2 separate regions of the Homo sapiens genome follow, and region 2 is linked to region 1. The links are chromatin contacts, found by Hi-C or POLR2A ChIA-PET in ENCODE. All regions are on one chromosome and are shown on one strand. The core of a region is the stretch at or near the end of the contact, and the rest is flanking DNA. Distances in the headings are between cores, read along the strand shown. Region 1 holds the start of RNF152 (ring finger protein 152). Region 2 holds the start of DSEL (dermatan sulfate epimerase like).

Region 1 (3,810 bases), core at 836-3,335:
AAAGAGGCATTAAAGTTGAGGCTGGATGACCATATTTTCTCTCCCCAGAAGTCCAATCCTACCTCTCTTGAGCTTCCATTGAAGTTAATTAGAATCAGGTCTTCCTATAGGGAGTTCAATTTTGTGTCTCCCCCTACACCCAACCCCAACCCCTTGAGTCCATTATCTATCACAGAGTCCATTATCTATCAGGTGCCAATAAACATCTGCTAAATGAATAAATGAGCATTGTAGAAAGGAAGCAGGCATTGGAGGCAGAGATCAGCCTAATAGCCTCTAGGGATCCTCCAGCCTAAAGCTAAACACATCTGAGGGTGGGGAGCCTCCTTCTTATATAAAAAAAATTAAGCATCAATGGACACTTTATTATGATTTATTACTGTACACAATTTAAAACCACAATGAAACCTAACACTGCACTGTGGCTATCTTTGTTCTTGGACGTGCATTTACATGGGCAGGCTACTGTTTTGCCATGTGGAATTTTGTGTGCGAAGTGTTTATTCTTTCTATTAAAAAAAAAACCACACCCTTGTTTCTATTGCATTATTACATTCCCTATTATCCCATCACATGTTTTTTCTTCTTGCAGCAACACAGTACACACCCTGTACTATTGCTGACATAAAAATTACTTGTCAAAAATACCTCTATCTTAGCACCACATTACTCATCTGATCTTTGCAAAGCACTGGCCTTTGTTTCACCTGGGACTAGATAACTCAACTGCTTTTACTAGTGACTCCTGAATGCTTGTAGTAGAAGGATAAATGCTAGTGTCACCTATGTTTTTAAAGTCACCTTCCAAAACAAAACTACATTGGAGGTGAATAATAAATCTTTCAAGTTTTTAACTTCATTTTTCAAGGGATTTGGAGGAAAATGGTGAAGAGAGAATCTGTCACAGATACCAAGGTGTTACTGCAATGTAAAAGAGAGTAGACCAGGAGCCTTTGGCCCTCAGCAATCTGTCTTCCTACAAGAAAAATCGAAAGCCCATTTCCATAACCATTCTTATTCCCTGCTACTAGTGTAGGATGCGCAGGACTCTGCCCTCTAGCAGAAAATGCTAATGCCGGAGTGTCCTGCTAAGTCTGAAGGTTACGTTTTTTCATTGCACTCTTATCAAGATAACCCCAGATCTGGCTAGGCTGACATCAAAACAGAACTATCCTTGGAAAGAAAAGAACAGGCCAGAGTTTTTGGAAAAGCCCCAATAACCTAAAGATAAAATCCAGAATGAGAGTCTACTGGTTCATGGCTATCTAAATGGAAACTTCACTCAAGCTGTTTTCTCTGTTCTCTTTCTGCTGCCCCCAACAGCCCTCCCTTCCACCTCCCAGTACTCACTGCTAGCATGTCTCTCTTAATATTGCAAACACTATTACAATGAAGGAACAGAAGAAAGACAGTATTTCATACGAAGGTCACTGCATTTGACCGGTGCTCAATTAGAGCACTGGGCAAAAGTACAATCAGCCTTCCAATGATACCTTTTCAACAAAGGATACCCCACCTCTAGACTGAAGCCTAAATCTATTACTACAGATAAGAAAGCAGGCATCTATGGAAACCTAACATTCAGATACAACTGCCTGTGTATGAATTATATCAAAATTCCCATGAAAGGAAACCAGGTGGGATTTCTACAATCCCAAATTCACCCTGCACCTACCTCCAATGGCTTCTTCAAAGGGAAGGTATAAAGTCATTTGCAATTTATTTCTTTGAACCAGGAGTTTTAGCAGCCCCCACACCTTCTCACAGATAGGAACGATGTTGATGCAGAAACCACCCAAACAGCCCTGTGCCAGCACTGTCGGCCCAAATGACCCAGAGACACCCAGGCGCTACCCAGATCGTGGGGGGTTACCTGTATCTGTCACCGAGTCTCTTTCACCCCTTCTGCGTGATGACATCAAGTGGAAATGGTACACGTTTAGGAGGCAAGAGGCTGACAGGCAGGAAACACAATTGAGACTGAGCTTTCTTCAGCCTGCAGTGAAATACATGCAGGAAGGGTTAGATACGCGCCGCGGAGAAGGAAATCCAAGCGCCCTCCTGGGCAGACGGGGCTGGAGCGGGTGCACTAGGGAGGTGGAGCAAGGCAGATGAGGTGTGGAGGGCTGGCGGCCGAGAAGGGGGCGTCACGGCTCCTAATTGTCTCTACAGGATAAATAACCACCTCCCCCCTCCTCCGCAGTCTCCCCCGCCCACGAGTTCCCCTCTGGTGGCAGAGCGCCTACTAGCAACAGTAAGCCCTAGGAAAGAAAGAAATCGGAGCAGGTGGGGAATAACATCTTGGGGCAAAGACACACTGGCAAAATCTACCAGGTAACCCGGTCATATGGGAATGCGGGGCGCCTAGTCAGCCGCGCAGACAGGCACACAGCGCGGCAATCCCGAGCATCTTTCTTTCGTTTGCCCCTGTCCGCCACCTCATCAAGTCACCGCCACCTCATCAAGTCACCGTCACCTCATCAAGTCACCGTCACTCTGCTTTGGCGATTTCTCTACTCTCTCCAGACCCAGGCAGCGCTCCCCAAGCCATGCCCCGACCCCAGGCGGGATTGGGGACCGCCGCTTCCCGAGCAGCGCCCCACGAGTCCAGCTGGCTTTGTCCTGCCGCTGTCCTTCCAGGAGCAAGCGCCCCAGGCGCGTGTGTCTGCACAAAAGACCCCCAACATCTGGCCCTTCACAGCGCTCTCTAATCCCGGGAGGGGCCCTGGGGCAACTTCTAGGGCTGGAGAAGGCGCGAGACAAGGGGACCGGGAGAAGATGAGCCGGGGTGTGTGCGGGCCGGGGGCGCAACTGGGGCGGGCGCGCGCGCACGTGCACACCCAGGGGCGCGCGCGGCGCGGGCACGAGGAAAGCTCCCTCGGACCGGAGCTCCAGGGGGCATCCGAGGACTCGGCCGAGCAGCCGACAGCGCCGCTCCCCGCCGCGGCCGCCCGCCCAACTCCGCCAGCTCTCAGGAGACACGCAACTCCCGGGACCACCTCCCCCGTGCCCCGCCAGACCCCGCGCTCCCCTCCCCGGGACCCTGCGGCCCCGCCACCCCCTCCGCGGTCCAGAAGATCTCCCCAGTTACAGCAGGCGGCAGCTGCCCTTTCCCGCTTCCACGGCTTCGGCGCGGCCGCCGTAGGGGCGCAGACATCCCTGCGCACCCCTCTGTCCGCCCCCGATCCGGAGCCGGCAGAGCAGAGAAACAAACCGAAACTCACTGACCTTTCTCCGCGGCGGGCTCGGGTGCTCGCTACAGAGGCGGCGGCGGCGGCGACAGCATCGCCGGGTGGTCCCGGCGCGCCCGCTCCTTTCAGCCAGACTCGCGCCCCGGGCCGGCGGCCGCCGCTCCTCCGGCCGAGAGCCACGGGGCGGACGCTGACAGCGCGGCGGCGGCGCCTGCAGCCCCAGCACCCGGCCCGGCCCTTCGGGCGGCACCCCCACCTGCCCGGCCGCCCTCCGCGTTCGCGGTCGGACACCGCCGCCAGGCGCTCGGCACCGAGCGAGAGCTTTTTGTGTCACTGAGACTCCGGCACCAAAGGGGGTGGGGGGAGAGGCTGGGCTCCGCTCCCCGCGGCACCGCCCTCCCCGGCGGCTCCACCCCCTCCTCCCCGCCCACAGCCCGGCGGGCCCGGGACTTCTCTCCGTCAGTCCCGAATCGCCCACCTCCCCCGGGGTGAGGGGCTGCCTACCCTCTCTCGCGCGCTCCCTCGGCTTTGCCCCCAGTGCCTACCCTCGGCCAGGACCTCGACGCCGTCTCTCTACCGTGCAAAAGCGGGACCTGAGCTGGCGGCAGGTGTGAAAGGA
Region 2 (3,810 bases), core at 756-3,255, 5.6 Mb after region 1:
AGACTGTAAATCTGATATGCTGTGAAATCCAGCTGACATTCAGTACATTTTAAGCAAGTGCAGTTGCCAAAAAGAGAAAACTTAAATTGTATATCTCTGTCCCTGGCACAGTTTTGCTTCCAGTAAAACTTTGAATAACGTTAAAATCTCTAATTTTTCCATAATACACAGGGAAGTGATACAGGTAAAAAACACTATGAATTTAGCATTTACCTCCTTTACTTAAATCTATTTAACACAAAGAGTTGGAACACACATTGTAAAAAAAGAGAAAAAGCACTCCAAAATTCAAATTAAGAGTCATTTCTAGCACAGAAAACCATCACTGGTGATAAGCTCACCACACATGTATGATGCATTTGTGTATGTTTGCCCAAAGAAGATGATGAAGTACTGACATTCTTCGAGTGAGTGGACTCAGTTGTCATTCCTCTCAACTTTTTATACTTCTTGTCTTGTGAATACGTTTTTCTTTCATTTATGAGAGAGAAACATCCTCAACAAGTGATCAAAGTCTTAGTTGGTTTTTAAAAATTCAAAATTCTTGCCTTCATTTCAAATATTTTTCAGGCTTACTTACTCATCAGCCTATTATGACAAAGAGAAATCATGTTCACATCTTCTTTTATCAGCTTCATGTGTACAAACATAAAAATGGAATATCTTCAGTCACCTAGATACTTCTCGTCCGATCATGAAGTAACCGCCAACGGGGAAAGAAAATTCCCCTTTCAGCAACAGTGAGGTCTCTCTTCTGCTCTTTTTTCATGACACTTTTCTGGGGATGGGGGACAAAATAAAAATTCTCTGAGGCTTCAGGTATGCTGAGAATGAATATAAACTGATGACTTAAACATTCTGCAATCACTTAATAGAAATTTTAGAATCACAGTAAAATCTCATATTATCTGCAACCTAAGCTAGGGCAAGTGATTTTTTTCTTATCCATTTACACGCACTTATTTGGAAACCAGTGACCGTCAGCAGAAGACAAGCAACTAACAATACAAAATATACAAGATAGAACTCTCCCGACAATATCTATAGTTTAACGCCACTAACGTGGCTTCAGTCACTTAAAAAATGTTTGTATTCAAATGCAGTTTACACAAAGATGAGTCCTGCTATCCTTGTTATTTCTTGTTCCCAAGGACCGAGGGACAAAAAACTGAAAGTTGAAAAGATCTTTTTTTTTTTTTTTTTTTTTAATTCCGGGGGAAGGTTTAGAGTTCATGGGATCAGAAGGTATCTTCCTAATGAGAACTACTCGGACCAGTCACTTTTCTCGGCGGGGTAACCGCGAATCGTGACCAGGCGCCAAGCCGAGGGGCGGGAGCTCCGCGCTCGGCGCTCACCTGTGGCCGAGTCCCTGTCCTCAGGTGGAGCCGCCAGAGGGAGCTCGGACCCCGGTGTCGAAAGACGCCTCTCCGTGCCCGTCCGCGGCTGGAAGAACCTAAGCAAGTTTCAGTCTTGGACAAGTCTCCCCTCTGTAGGAAACATTCAGGCTAGGAGTTTCCTGATCCGCCCCGCCTGTTGCATTTTTTCACTGGCGTCCTCCGACCCTGCCGCCCCCATTCTCCGCTCCCCGCTCTGGGGCTGAGTGAGGCAGGATGGCGAGAGACCCCTGAGCCACCAAGTCCGCTTACCTCAGGCAGATCCCGACGGGGGCTCGGCGCCGCACTGGGCCCCAAGGGAGACGGAGGTGGAGAGTTCCAGAAAACTGCTCTGCACGGCGGGCCAGGCTCCCGCGGGGCTCCGCAAGACCCCCGCGTCGTCTCCCGCGCTACGGCAGGCGCTGCCCCAGCTCGGTCTCCTCAGCCGCGCTCGGTCCCCGCGACCCGCACGGCCCGGACACGCCCGCCCTCAGGAAACGCCGGACGCTTGTGGGGGCAACCACGGACCGCAGGACAGAGACCCGCGGGCGGCGGGTTCTCTCGGTGGCGCCGTATCCAGAGCAGCGCCCGCGTGCCCAGGCGGTGATGTCGCCGCGGCCGAGGATCCTCTGTGCCAGCTCCGGCCGCGCAGCCCGGGGAGGGTGAGACGGCGACGCGGGCCGGCAAGCGGGGGCGGGGCGGAGGCAGGACGGGGCGGGGTTGAAGGCGGGGCTGAAGGCGGGGCCTCAGGGAAGGCGAGAGACAGCGACGCTGGCTGGCGGGCGTGGGGCGGGACGGAGACAGGACAGGGCGGGGTCAGAGGCGGGGCTTCGGGGAGGACGGGAGGAGCCGTGAGCAGGCCGGCGGCGGGCGGGGCGGGGCCGAAAGCAGGTGAGGCGGGGCCAAGCGCCCCGGGTTTCTAAGCGGAGGAAGCTCTAGGCGTTTGTGTTCTGGGCTTGCAGCGGTGGCCGCGCGCTCCCGGAGGAGTCGAGCTGGAGGAGGGGACAGTTTGGGAGTGCGAGAGTCTAAAGACGCTGCCAGGCTGGCGTTAAAACCTTTTGGTTATGGGAAGACGACAACTATATAATAGAGCCATAGTGGGGGCTGTGGGATTGACTCAAATGATGGGAGGAGCTGGAGTGGGAGGGGATAAGCCCTGGGACGACAGAAATCATCCTTTTGGAAAGAGCAAGGGCTGGGGAAGGAGGGAATGAGCACTCCCTTGGAACTGAGAGGCAGCCTGGCTGAGCTTGCTGTCCTTTGGAAAAGCAAAACCGAAATACCCAGATTAATATAGGAGGACAACTTCTGTAGCCCAGATGCTAACAAAGATCAAGGGAAAACAGAAAAGACTAATCAGCTTTACTGATGGAAAACAATTTCTCAGGCAGTATAAATAGGGGAAGCATGGGACAAACAAGTAGAAGGAGCCTCTTATTTAAAAATGGGACCTGGTATTCGGTAAAGACCTACATGCAGACAGGAGAAGGCAGTGTGCCCCGGCTACTACGACATGTGAGTGCAGTGCCAGGTCGTGGAAATCCTAGAGCAGGCTGGGACTCCTGTTGCACTCCACACATGGAGCTTCTCACAGATAGCTGAGATGACACTTTGGCATAAACCAACCCAAGCTCTGACCTCAAATGTAAAAAATAATAGCTTAGTAGTAATAAAAATACAGGGAAATATCAAGCTTCACAAATGAACAATTCCATTCTCAGTTGGGGATTAGTAACACATTCAGTCTCTTCATTTCCCATACTATTTTGGTAATATTTAATAAGATATATTTTAACATTTTAAAAATAAATGTCTTGCTTAGATCATTTGCTGCTGAAAATCAAACAGTAGACGACTGCTAGCAGAATAAATTTCAAATCATTTAACTTTGAGGTGAAATGTGGCCTCTAACTCCTCATCACTCTTCTGTTTTGGCCCCGTAGTAACCCCTAGCCCAGTCCAAATAGCCACACTTGCTTTTGCTTGGGTGCTTCAGTAACTATGCTTATTCCATTCTTTCCCTCACAGTGTCCTTTACCCAACCACCCCACTTACTAGTTAAAATTCTTCTGACTGTTGAAATTATCTGATCATCCAGGTCTCAACTCAGATGCTTACATTCTTCTGTAAATAACTCCTAAGTTTCCCTAGCCAGAATGTATTACTCCAGAACTATATCATTTGTACCTATATTCGGCCGTTTAGGTTGTTTATTTTCTGCTTTCTATTTCAACTGGTTGACTCCTGTACCCTATTCAAAACTCCTTCAAGTCATGAGTAGCACTCAAGTCCCCTTTGTAAGTACTATATCTGCTTTTGAAATGAGTTGAACCTCGAACAATTGGGCTGATACAGAGCCTCGTCTCCTCCACTGAGGTTTATTCCCAAACAAGGATCCTCTTCTGACACAACTTCCTGTAAAATCTGGATTGTGCCT

Evidence for each region. A loop is a pair of places that touch in the nucleus more often than their neighbours do. ChIA-PET counts read pairs that join two places held with the same protein, here RNA polymerase II (POLR2A). Pooled maps may share reads with other maps.
Region 2: a map of naive thymus-derived CD4-positive, alpha-beta T cell shows a loop between it and region 1 (15-fold over the local background). The contact joins the promoter of DSEL here to the promoter of RNF152 in region 1. A Hi-C loop is called at or near these places in 1 of 168 maps with a recorded cell type or tissue (naive thymus-derived CD4-positive, alpha-beta T cell) and 5 of 50 pooled maps. POLR2A ChIA-PET finds 5 or more read pairs at or near these places in 1 of 52 experiments (naive thymus-derived CD8-positive, alpha-beta T cell).

The regions. Positions count from the first base shown.
Region 1 is chr18:61,890,922-61,894,731 of GRCh38, forward strand. It overlaps RNF152 (ring finger protein 152), which reads right to left and starts at 2,086. Exons shown (of 2, transcript NM_173557.3): 1 at 1,874-2,086. It overlaps LOC105372159 (a long non-coding RNA gene), which reads left to right and starts at 3,632. Exons shown (of 3, transcript XR_935562.3): 1 at 3,632-3,799. RefSeq lists silencers at 3,272-3,421, 3,492-3,641.
Region 2 is chr18:67,514,715-67,518,524 of GRCh38, forward strand. DSEL (dermatan sulfate epimerase like) reads right to left here and starts at 2,006. Exons shown (of 2, transcript NM_032160.3): 1 at 1,647-2,006; 2 at 1-778. DSEL-AS1 (DSEL antisense RNA 1) reads left to right here and starts at 1,832. Exons shown (of 5, transcript NR_033921.1): 1 at 1,832-2,035.